2 separate regions of the Homo sapiens genome follow, and region 2 is linked to region 1. A link is a contact called in ENCODE Hi-C or POLR2A ChIA-PET data. All regions are on one chromosome and are shown on one strand. Each heading gives the region's core, a stretch centred on a gene start or an enhancer-like site at or near the end of the contact. The rest is flanking DNA. Distances are from core to core; before and after follow the strand shown.

What was found. A loop is a pair of places that touch in the nucleus more often than their neighbours do. ChIA-PET counts read pairs that join two places held with the same protein, here RNA polymerase II (POLR2A). Pooled maps may share reads with other maps.
Region 2: a pooled map shows a loop between it and region 1 (2.7-fold over the local background). The contact joins the promoter of INCENP here to the enhancer-like site in region 1. A Hi-C loop is called at or near these places in 3 of 50 pooled maps. POLR2A ChIA-PET finds 5 or more read pairs at or near these places in 4 of 52 experiments (Caco-2, GM12878, activated CD4-positive, alpha-beta T cell and 1 more).

What each region holds. Positions count from the first base shown.
Region 1 is chr11:62,039,088-62,044,349 of GRCh38, forward strand. No RefSeq gene overlaps it. Among named protein-coding and RNA genes, the nearest start is that of LINC02733, 41 kb to the right of the region's middle. RefSeq lists an enhancer at 5,164-5,262. Within about 2 kb of position 3,309, at least 7 of the 41 ENCODE cell types and tissues checked have a DNase peak (open chromatin) inside an H3K27ac peak, as active enhancers do.
Region 2 is chr11:62,121,922-62,127,183 of GRCh38, forward strand. It overlaps INCENP (inner centromere protein), which reads left to right and starts at 2,090. Exons shown (of 19, transcript NM_001040694.2): 1 at 2,090-2,242. LOC124902681 (a long non-coding RNA gene) reads right to left here and starts at 1,790. Exons shown (of 2, transcript XR_007062697.1): 1 at 1,736-1,790. RefSeq lists enhancers at 1,701-1,790, 2,321-2,390, 2,380-2,961.

The DNA of each region.
Region 1 (5,262 bases), core at 2,059-4,558:
TTAATTTTATTTGTAGCTATTGTAAATGGTATTAATTTTTTGATTTCTTTTTCAGATTGTTCACTGTTGGCATATAGAAATGTTACTAATTTTTGTATGTTGATTTTGTATTCTGCAACTTTACTGAATTTATCAGTTGTAACAGTTTTTTGGTGGAGTCTTTAGGTTTTTCCAAATATAAGATCATATCATCTGCAAACAAGGATAATTTGACTTTTTCCTATTCAATTTGAATGCTCTTTATTTCTTTCTCTTATCTGATTGCTCTAGCTAGGACTTCCCTTTTGATTGTTTTTAACTTGTTTGAATGTAATCTTATTGTTTGTATTTTTTTGTGTCCTGTATTTTTTGCTCAGTATTGTTTATGAGACTCATCCAAGTGTTACATGTAGCTACAGTTTGTTCATTGCCTTCACTGCATAATATCCATTAAATGAACTTATTTTTACATTCATTTATTCTACTGATAATGGATATTCAGATGTTTCCAGGTTTTGGTTTTTTTTTTTTTTGAGACGAAGTCTTGCTCTTGTCCCCCAGGCTGGAGTGCATGGCACAATCTCGGTTCACTGCAACCTCTGCTTCCCGGGTTCAAGCAATTCTCCTGCCTCGGCCTCCCAAGTAGCTGGGATTACAGGTGCCTGCCACCATGCCTGGCTAATTTTTGTATCTTTAGTAGAGACGGGGTTTCACCATGTTGGCCAGGCTGGTCTTGAATTCCTGACCTCAGGTGATCCACCTGCCCCGGCCTCCCAAAGTGCTGGGATTACAGGTGTGAGCCACTGTGCCCAGCAGACACAGTGTAAGTATTACAGTCCTGTGTAAGTATTCCTATATATCAGGTCTAGCAAACTTATTCTGTAAAGCACAGATAATAAACATCTTAGGCTTCGTGGGTACAGCTGGTTTCTGTTGCATATACATTCTTCTTCTTTTTTTAAAATAGAGATGAGGTCTCACAATTTACCCAGGCTGGTCTCAAACTCCTGGGCTCAAGTGATCCTCTTACCTCAGCCTCAGATTACAGGCATGAGCCACCACTCCCAGCCTACATTCTTTCTTTCTTTTTTTAAAAAGAAAAATGTGGCCAGGTGTGGTGGCTCACGCCTGTAATCCCAGCACTTTGGGAGGCTGAGGCGGGTGGATCACCTGAGGTCAGAAGTTCAAGACCAGCCTGGTCAACATGGTGAAACCCCGTCTCTACTAAAAATACAAAAATTAGCTGGGCGTGATGGCGGGCGCCTGTAATCCCAGCTACTCAGGAGGCTGAGGCAGGAGAATCGCTCGAACCTGGGAGGCAGACAGAGGTTGCAGTGAGCCGAGATCGTGCCATTGCGCTCCAGCCTGGGCAACAAGAGCGAAATTTCGTTCCAAAAAAATAAAATAAAATAAATAAATAAATAAATAAATGAAAAATGTAAAAACTATTTAAAAATGTAAACATTGTTCTTAGCTTGCAGGCTGTACAAAAACAGGTTGTTGGGGTTGGCTTTGGCCCACGGGCTGCAGTTTGCTGACCTCTGCTTTCTGCTATTCGGTGCATGCGAGAAACATTTCTCCAGGAGTGCAACGGTTTGCACGTCTTTTGCCTCACTGGATGGTGCCCATCTTAAATTCAGCATATGGAAAATGGAAATTTCATCTTCTCAAGCAAATGAATCTGTGGGTACCAGCTTCCTGGGGAAAATGACATTCCGGTGGTTGCTATGGGATCTGAGCCCTCTGCAATGTCTTCCCCCTTCATTCCAGATGGTAGTGAATGGCACTGCTGTCCAGCAGGTGCCCATCAGAGTGGGTCAGGGAGGGTGGTACCAGACAGGTCAGAGGTGGGTCACAATGGGCATTGAGGCTAGGTGGGGAGCTTGGATTTTATTCCACTTGTAATAGAAAACCAGTTTAGGAGGTGGAGCAGGATGGTGACAAATGAGCTATGTTTTAAAAGGATCACTTTGGGCCGGGTGTGGTGGCTCACTCCTGTAATCCCAGCAGTTTGCTAGGCTGAGGTAGGTGGATCATCTGAGGTCAGGAGTTCGAGAATAGGCTGGCCAACATGGCGAAACCCCGTCTCTACTAAAAATACAAATACAAATAATAATAATAATAATAATAATAATAAATAAATAAAATTAGCTGGGCATGGTGGCAGGCACCTGTAATCCCAGCTACTTGGGAGGCTGAGGCAGGAGAATTGCTTGAACCTGGGAGGAGAAGGTTGCAGTGAGCCGAGATTGTGCCATCGCACTCCAGCCTGGGTGACGGAGCGAGACTCTGTCTCAAAAATAATAATAAAATAAAATAAAACAAAAGGATCACTTTGGCTTCTGATAATGGATCTTAGGGGGACAAGAGGGGAGGTAGAAAGGCAGGCAGAAAGCTCCTGAAGGAGTCTCATGATGGGGACATCCACAGCTACAGCCACCCTGCACCTGAGCAAGTCTCTGAGCCATCCCCGCCCTTATCCCCTTGCACATCCTGCAGTCCTATCCCATTTCTGCAGTCCTCTCTCCCCTTACACAGTGAACATAGTTCAAATATCCTGCCCTGGCTGACCCCACTCCTAAGCCCCCAGACACTTTCTCTGTAGACAATTAGGTGACCCTGCTTCACATGTCTTGAGGATAAAATATGACACATGCCTCAAATCTGGGTTTTTTTTAAAAGGGAAATATCTTTTATTTTATTTTAGACAAGTCTTGCTCTGTTGCCCAGGCTGGAGTACAGTGGTGTGATCTTGGCTCACTGCAACCTCTGCCTCCTGGGTTCAAGAAATTCTTGTGCCTCAGCCTCCCAGGTAGCTGAGATTACAGGCACCCACCACCACGCCTGGCTAATTTTTGTATTTTTAGTAGAGACGGGGTTTCCCCATGTTGGCCAGGCTGGTCTCGAGCTCCTGACCTCAGGTGATCCACCCACCTCAGCCTCCCAAAAGTGCTGGGATTACAGGCGTGAGCCACTGTGCCCAGCCATGACTGTTTTCCCACTGAACTTTAGACAACTGTATCTTTGAGTCTTATCTTTGCAGTTCAGCTGACCACAGGCAATTGAGTGGGCCTTGAAGGAAAGAATGTGGAACTGAATCTGTTATCTGGCAGCCACCTGGGAGACTGGCAGGGCAGAGACGGTTCTGACTGTGGTGATTAGGAAACAGGGCCGCGTGGATGCACCTGCAGACTGGGTCACCAGAAAAGATACAGATCACTGGAGTGTGTGAGACCAAACTGGAATCCATGGGGCACGTGACATCCTCGAAAGAGTAAAGGCAGGTGGGGTGAGTTAGAGTGGTTGCAGTAATAGTGGCACACACGCTGTGCCACGGGGAGTGAGCTGGAGGTGCCCAGGGCTGGGGCCGCCCTATAATGCCAGCTGGAACACACCTTGCTGTTGCTTAACTAAGAGTGAGCCTCTCTTATCGCTCCTCCTGCAACGTTAACTACCATAAACTGTTAGCAGTTGTTACAACCGCCTCTGCCCCAAGATACCTTGGCTCCACTCCCACCTGTTCTCTGAGAAGCTGCAATACAAATTAACTCATCAAAAAAGGTCAAGACATCCAGTTAGTTTGGAATAAAGGGAGAAGAAGAGGAGGGAAGTAGAACTGACTGTTGGAGGAGGGGGCAGAGGAGTGGATTGGAAAAGGATAAATACTGTTTTTTACAATTGTAAACAAGTTATTTATAATATTATAATAAAGGATATGTTTTATTAAAAATACAGCAGATTATTTCAAGGTAGGCTAAACTAGTACTACACACACTGTGTCCCTGGGACAGGACCTGGTCCATGAACTGTTGGTTACCAGTCTGAGAAGAAGTAAGTAGAGAAGTTAAGAGAAATTCTTTAGAAAGTTTTGTAGCAATTGGACAGCACAATTTTCTGTCTGTTGTGAAAGGAAAATAAATCTTGGGACTCCAAAATCACCAAGCTAAAGGGAAAAATCAAGCTGGGAACTGCTTAGGCCAAACCTGCTTCCTGTTCTATTCAAAGTTATCCCCCTGAGGCTCACCTAAGACAAATGCATATCTGATTGCTTCCCCTGCCCTATTTATTTATTTATTTATTTATTTATTTATTTATTTATTTATTTTTGCGATGGAGTTTCACTCTTCTTACCCAGGCTGGAGTGCAATGGCCTGGTCTCGGCTCACCGCAACCTCCACCTCCTGGGTTCAAGCGATTCTCCTGCCTCAGCCTCCCGAGTAGCTGGGATTACAGGCATGCACTGCCACGCCTGGCTAATTTTGTATTTTCAGTTGAGACGGGGTTTCTCCATGTTGGTTAGGCTGGTCTCAAACTCCTGACCCCAGGTGATCCACCCGCCTCGGCCTCCCAAAGGGCTGGGATTACAGGTGTGAGCCACCGCGCCTATCTGCCCTACCATTTATGTAAAAATGAAGATTCACTGAGACAGCCTTCAGTGGAAGGCTGATCAAGGACTCAAAAGAATGCAACCTTCTGTCTCTTATCCACTTCTAACCTGGAAGCCCCCACTTCCAGTTGTCCCGCCTTGCTGGACCGAATCAATGTACATCTTACATGTATTGATTGATGTTTCATGTCTCTCTAAAATGTATGAAAGCAAACTGTACCCCTGATGACCTTGGGCACATGCCTCAGGACTTCCTGAGGCTGTGTCACAGGCATGTCCTTAACCTTGGGAAAATAAAGTCTCTAAATTGACTGAGACCTGTCTCAGATATTCGGGGTTCACACTGTTGAATGTAATCATGAGAATGGGACCTGTATTTTGTAAGTCTTTAAAAAAATTTTCAACTTCCCAGTAATTTCTAATGTACTATACGGAAGTATTGGTCTCTGAGCCCTGGCAGTGAAGAAAAATAGCCTGGTTCTTCAGCCCAGGGATTCTGAGAAGCATTGAGTCCAATTTGGGGAGGTGTGGGGGTTGGGGGGAAGAGGCTGAAGCATTGAGACCTGTGTCCCTCTGGGAAAGGCAGTATTTGGACACTGGCCCTCTAAAGAGAGTGCACACGGTGTTGGGCAGAGAAGCAGCCACGTCCAAAGAGGAGAGGCCACTACAAAGAACAAAGAATAAACAACTCACCATGGGCAGTCCCATCGGATTTCCTCGTCCTTGTCCCAAACTCAACACCGAAAGAATAAGCACAGAGCAAGAGAGTGTGAGAAAGTAAACCACCCTCCTTGCTCACCTCCCCATCTCCCTCGCTTAGCTTTCTGGGCAGCCTTGAGGGGAGATTTGAAACAAATGACATTGAAGTGTTTTTTGTTTTTTTTTTGAGACGGAGT
Region 2 (5,262 bases), core at 840-3,339, 82 kb after region 1:
AACTCAGAAATGTTTAGTTAATTTGCTCACAAATTATTTACTCACATATGATGGAGTCAGTTGGTAAACTGAGTAAAATAACAAAGGCAAAAACAGAATTGATAAAGAGAGGGAAGAAAGGGAGAGGAAAAATACTACAGACGACCTGGGAACAGGGTAAACTATCTGTTGGTAGCTGACCGTGGATGTACAAATCTCTTCAAGATTGAACTGCCTTATTTTACAGGTAACAGCAACCTTGACTCACAGAGTAAAGTGACTTTGTCTAAAGCAGTTTCTCAACAGCAGCAATTCTGGTATCTGGGGCCGGGTAATTCCTTGCTGTGGGGACTGTCTTATGCACTAGATGGCGTTCAGCAGCATCCCTGGCCTTTACCCACCAAATACCACTAACCCCTTCTCCCAAACCCAAATGAATTCACACACTGCCAAATGTGGGGGGCGGAGGTGGGATAAAACCTCCTCTGCATGAGAACCACTTCTCTCAAGAAACGTCCAGTACCAGGGTAGGTGACCAAGGATTCTGTCGCCCAAGAGATGACAGAAGGCTCTAGATAAACGCACACTCCGTTGCCATTCACAAGGCGTTTTGTTTTTACTTCTCAAAAGCGGCAGAGATTTTTTTTTTGAGACGGAGTTTTTTGCTTTTTGTGGCCCAGGCTGGAGTGCAATGGCGCGATCTCGGCCCACTGCAACCTCTGCCTCCCGGGTTCAAGCGATTCTCCTGTCTCAGCCTCCCGAGTCGCTGGGATTACAGGTGCAAGCCACCACGCCCGGCTAATTTTTTTTTGTATTTTAGTAGAGACAGGGTTCCACTGTGTTGCCCAGGCTGGTCTCGAACTCCTGAGCTCAGGCAATCCACCCGCCTCGGCCTCCCAAAGTGCTAGGATTGCAGGCGTGAGCCACCGCGCCCGGCCAGAGATTCTTTTTTTTTTTTTTTTTTTTTTTTGAGACGGAGTCTCGCTCTGTCGCCCAGGCTGGAGTGCAGTGGCGGGATCTCGCCGGCCAGAGATTCTTTATAGGACATATTAGTCCTTGTCTTTCCCCCCCCGCCTCCATATTGGAAAGATGAACTAATTGAAATATGACTTAGTAAAAACATTGTGCCAACTTGAAACCTTGATTTAGTAAAACATCTCAATGTTTAGATCCTTTGTCCAATGGTAGTATTTATCAGATGTATTCAGCTTGCTCAGAAAACCAAAAGGGCATTACAACCACAAAAGCAAAGAAAAATAAGAAAACGTCCCATGTTTGGATCTTGTTCTACTTGTAAAGATTAAATTGAAATGATTAGGCTTTTCGATTCATGAGCCAAATACCGTAACACCCTGGCCTTTGATGGGTTTGGATTTTTAACATTACTCCTGAGATTTCAGGAAGTGGGGTTACAGTTACACTCCTTATAGCTGCTAAGTGTATTAAGTTGAATGTAAGGATGCATAATATTGTTTGAATTGAGCCCCACTACCAATTCTTTAAAAAATGGCATGAATTCCTATACGTAAATGATTTGGTGGAACTATTCCATCATAATTTCTAAATTGTTTATATACCAAGGTAGCCTTAATTTGTATATGTTTCAGTACAATGAAATTTTACTCCCTCTGGGATGCTGTTTGGTTTGTATTTTGAGGAATGTTTTTCTCATGGGAAGAGGAACCTATGACTTCTGTACCTAGATAATTTGTTACATTAAAAAGCTGGTCTTTCAGCAATGTAAGTATATACATACATGTTTTTATGAGGAAAAAAAAGCAGCAGAGATCAGAAGACTGCCACCGTGCTTGGAGAAGAAAGAAAGCCGCGCGTGGCCTTCGCAGTGCTCGCCGGGACTCGTAGTTCCAGGTCTGCGGGCTCCTCCCAGGCGGGGATCTACTTCCTCTCTCGGCCGCGGCCGCAGCACCCGGAAGCTGAGGGGGCTTAAAGTCTTTCGCTTCCTTTCCCCGCCTCTTAGTCCCGCAGATTGCTAGTGGATATGGCCAATAGGAGGGCTGACTGGTACTTCCTGTTATTTGATTGGCTTAAAATTTTGCAACCGCCCGGACAAACTTGCCGAGGATTGGCTGAGCCTTCAGTTTTGAAAATCATAGTTTTCGCCCGCGCTGCGCCGCCTGGTTGCTCCTCCCGTGCGGTGAGTCCCGAAGGCCCGGAGCCAAGTGGGTCTGGGCAAGCGGGGCCTTACCTAGGGATACCACCGGACTTGGATCGGAGCAGCCTTCAGGGGACGTGGCGCAGTCGAGTGAGTGCGCGTGGGCGTGGGGATTGGGGGGTGGTTCGCGATTTTTTCCCCGGTCCTCTGCTCCGTCCCTGTCGACTCCGGACCAGGGTCGTGACTCCCCACCCCAGCCCCTGGCTACCTGGGCATATGAGGGTCACCTCTTCCAAGTGGCGAGGTCGCCTGCCTTGGTTCTCGGGCCCGAGATGCCTCCCACCCTTTCCACCTAGGCCCTCAGCTTCCTAGAGCATAGCCCCGTTCCCTCCGCTCCCGGCTGCTTGGCACCTTGTGCCTGTGAGGATTAGTGTTGACTTGGACGCGCAGGAAGCCCGAAACCAACCCGGTTGTTTGGCGGAATGATGCCAGATGGCATTTCTGTGCAGTTAAACCCCTCTCTCAACGCCCCCGCCCCCAGCTGAGCAGCATTTTAAACTGACCATTTCCGGAGGCTGGGCCGCCCCTTGTCACTCCCCAAGCCTGTTCGCTGTCAGCGGTTCAGTCTCATTCAGCTAACATGGGTTGCTCGCGGGGTTGCCCAGAGCCAAGACTGGGCACCTGCCTTTCAGAAGTTGATATCTAGAAGGCGGTATAGCCAGTGGTTAAGGGCACGGTTTAAAGGCGGTATAGCCCGTGGTTAAGGGCACGGTTCTATTTATGCCCCTGATTTACCGGCTGATTTTGACTTCTCTTTGCCTCAATTTCCTCATCTGCCCATGCGTATCCTCAAGGTTGTGGTGAGAATTAAATGAGATGATGTCTGACTCGGGCATGGAGTATGACTCAGTAAATGGGAGCAGCTGCTATGCGCTTTCTGCACAGAGGTGTGGTAGGCGCCCAACTTACAGCACCCTGAAAAGGACAGGAGTCATAGAGGAGGACGATGGGGCCTTCAGTCTGGTGTATGGTGTGGAAGAAGTGTTGGAGAGGAGGAAGACTGGAGAGTGTCTTCCTCGGTGAGGTGTTGAGTGCTCTTTATCTGTGTGCAGGTGCTTACATGGGTTGAAGAAGAGATTTTTGCTGCTCTTCCAGGAGCCTGATTCTTGGTACACTGATTCCTTCTTTTTCAGGGTCACCTCTGTTTTAACTTACGGTAACCCTTTTTAAATCGTTGCGCTAAGGTCTGCTAGAAGCAAACCTCCCCGTGAAAGAAGTCCAATTGCTTTCATGGACTTTGTGAAAGAAGCTCTCATCCACGTTGCCCATTTGAACAAATACTTTTTAAAAAGTTAGCCAGTTGTTGCTTTTCTCTGCAAACCTTTGGCTTCCTTAAACAGTTTTCTCTTTTCTGGCCTGAGGTCCTGCGCTTTGCCAGGGCTGTGGTCTGGGTGCAGAAGGGTTAGGGGAAGGTGAGGGATGACAGTGAAAAGGGCTTGCCCATGATTGGCTGGCTGCAGAGCCGAGGTTTCAGCCCAAAGCCTGTACGATCCTGCCCATTTGGCCCTGCCCTGATTATTGCTGCCCTTGGCATCTGGGAACAGGGGTTTTGAACATGTGTTGGTCAGTTCTAACCTGTGCAGATTAAGTTTATTTGGTGCCCTTTGTGTGGTGGGATGAGCACCTATAGGATGTTTATTTCTAGGTGTAGAGTTGATGGGTGGATTAATTCATTTAACAAATAGTCCTTGTTGCCAGGCACTGCTGTGCTCTGGGCATTCAACGATGAGCAAGACAGACAGGGGTTTGCCCTCAGAGAGCAATTGTTTAGTGGGCAGGGACAGGCAGTAAGCAACAGGTAAACAAGCACGCAAGTGCTCTGCAGAGAATTACAATCAATGAATGGGATCATGGCTGGGGCTACTTTAGATTGGTTTTCAGGTTTTCCTGAGGATCTGAGATCCAAGCCATGAGGAGTGAGCCATACAAAATGTGAGACAATGTTCCAGACGCAGGGCAGAGCTTGTTGAGGAACAAAGACTACTGTGTCCTTGAATCAAGCCTGAGGAAGTCCCATGAGACTGAAACCTGACCTGGTGCTACGCCCTGTGAGGGATCAAGGGGTCAGCAATTTATCCCTTCCTTACAAGACCTTCCATTGTAGGTGGGAGGCTGAGTTGTGCATGGTTTTTTTTTTTTTGAGATAGAGTCTCCCTCTGTTGCCTGGGCTGGAGTGCAGTGGTGTGATCTTGGCTCATTGCAGCCTCTGCCTCCTAGGTTCAAGCGATTCTCCTGCGTCAGCCTCCTGAGTAGCTGGGATTATAGGCGTGCACCACCACACACAGCTAATTTTTTTGTATCTTTAGTAGAGACTGGGTTTCACCACGTTGGCCAGGCTGGTCTTGAACTCCTGACCTCGTGATCTGCCCACTTCGGCCTTCTAAAGTGCTGGGATTACAGGCGTGAGCCACCGTGCCCGGCCAGTTCTTGGTTTTAAAGAGGTAAGTCAGGATGGTGGATCACTGCCATTGACTTGAGGCATGCAGTTTGTTGTTATGGCTTATGACCACCACCCATTCATTTGTTCTTTCACTCATTCACCTGTTGGGATATTTAATGAGCCCCTGTTGTGATGTAGTAGAATATGGTTGTCTCTTGGAATCCTCAGGGGATTGGTTCCAGGACCTCCTTTGGATACCAAAATCCACAGATGTTCAAGTCCCTGATATAAAATGACATAGTATTTGCATATAACCTACACACATCCTCCTGTATACTTTATATCTCTATATTATTTATAACACCTAATATGATGTAAAAGCTATGCAAGTAGTTGTTATACTGTATTATTAGGGAATAATGACAAGGGAAAAGAGTCTATACATGTTCAGTACAGATGCAGCTCTTTTTCAAATATTTTCCACTGGTGGTTGATTGCATCCATGGATGTGGAACTCACAGATATGGAGGGCTGATTGTACTTCTTCCTTGCTTGAAGTTTTTGTAATGGCTATCAAGTTTTTTGTTTTGTTTTTTTTTTTTTGAGACAGTCTCGCTGCGATGCCCAGGCTGGGGTGCAATGGTGTGATCTTGGCTCACTGCAACCTCCACTTCCTTAGTTCAAGTGATTCTCCAGGCTCAGCCTCCCAAGTAGCTGGGATTACAGGCGC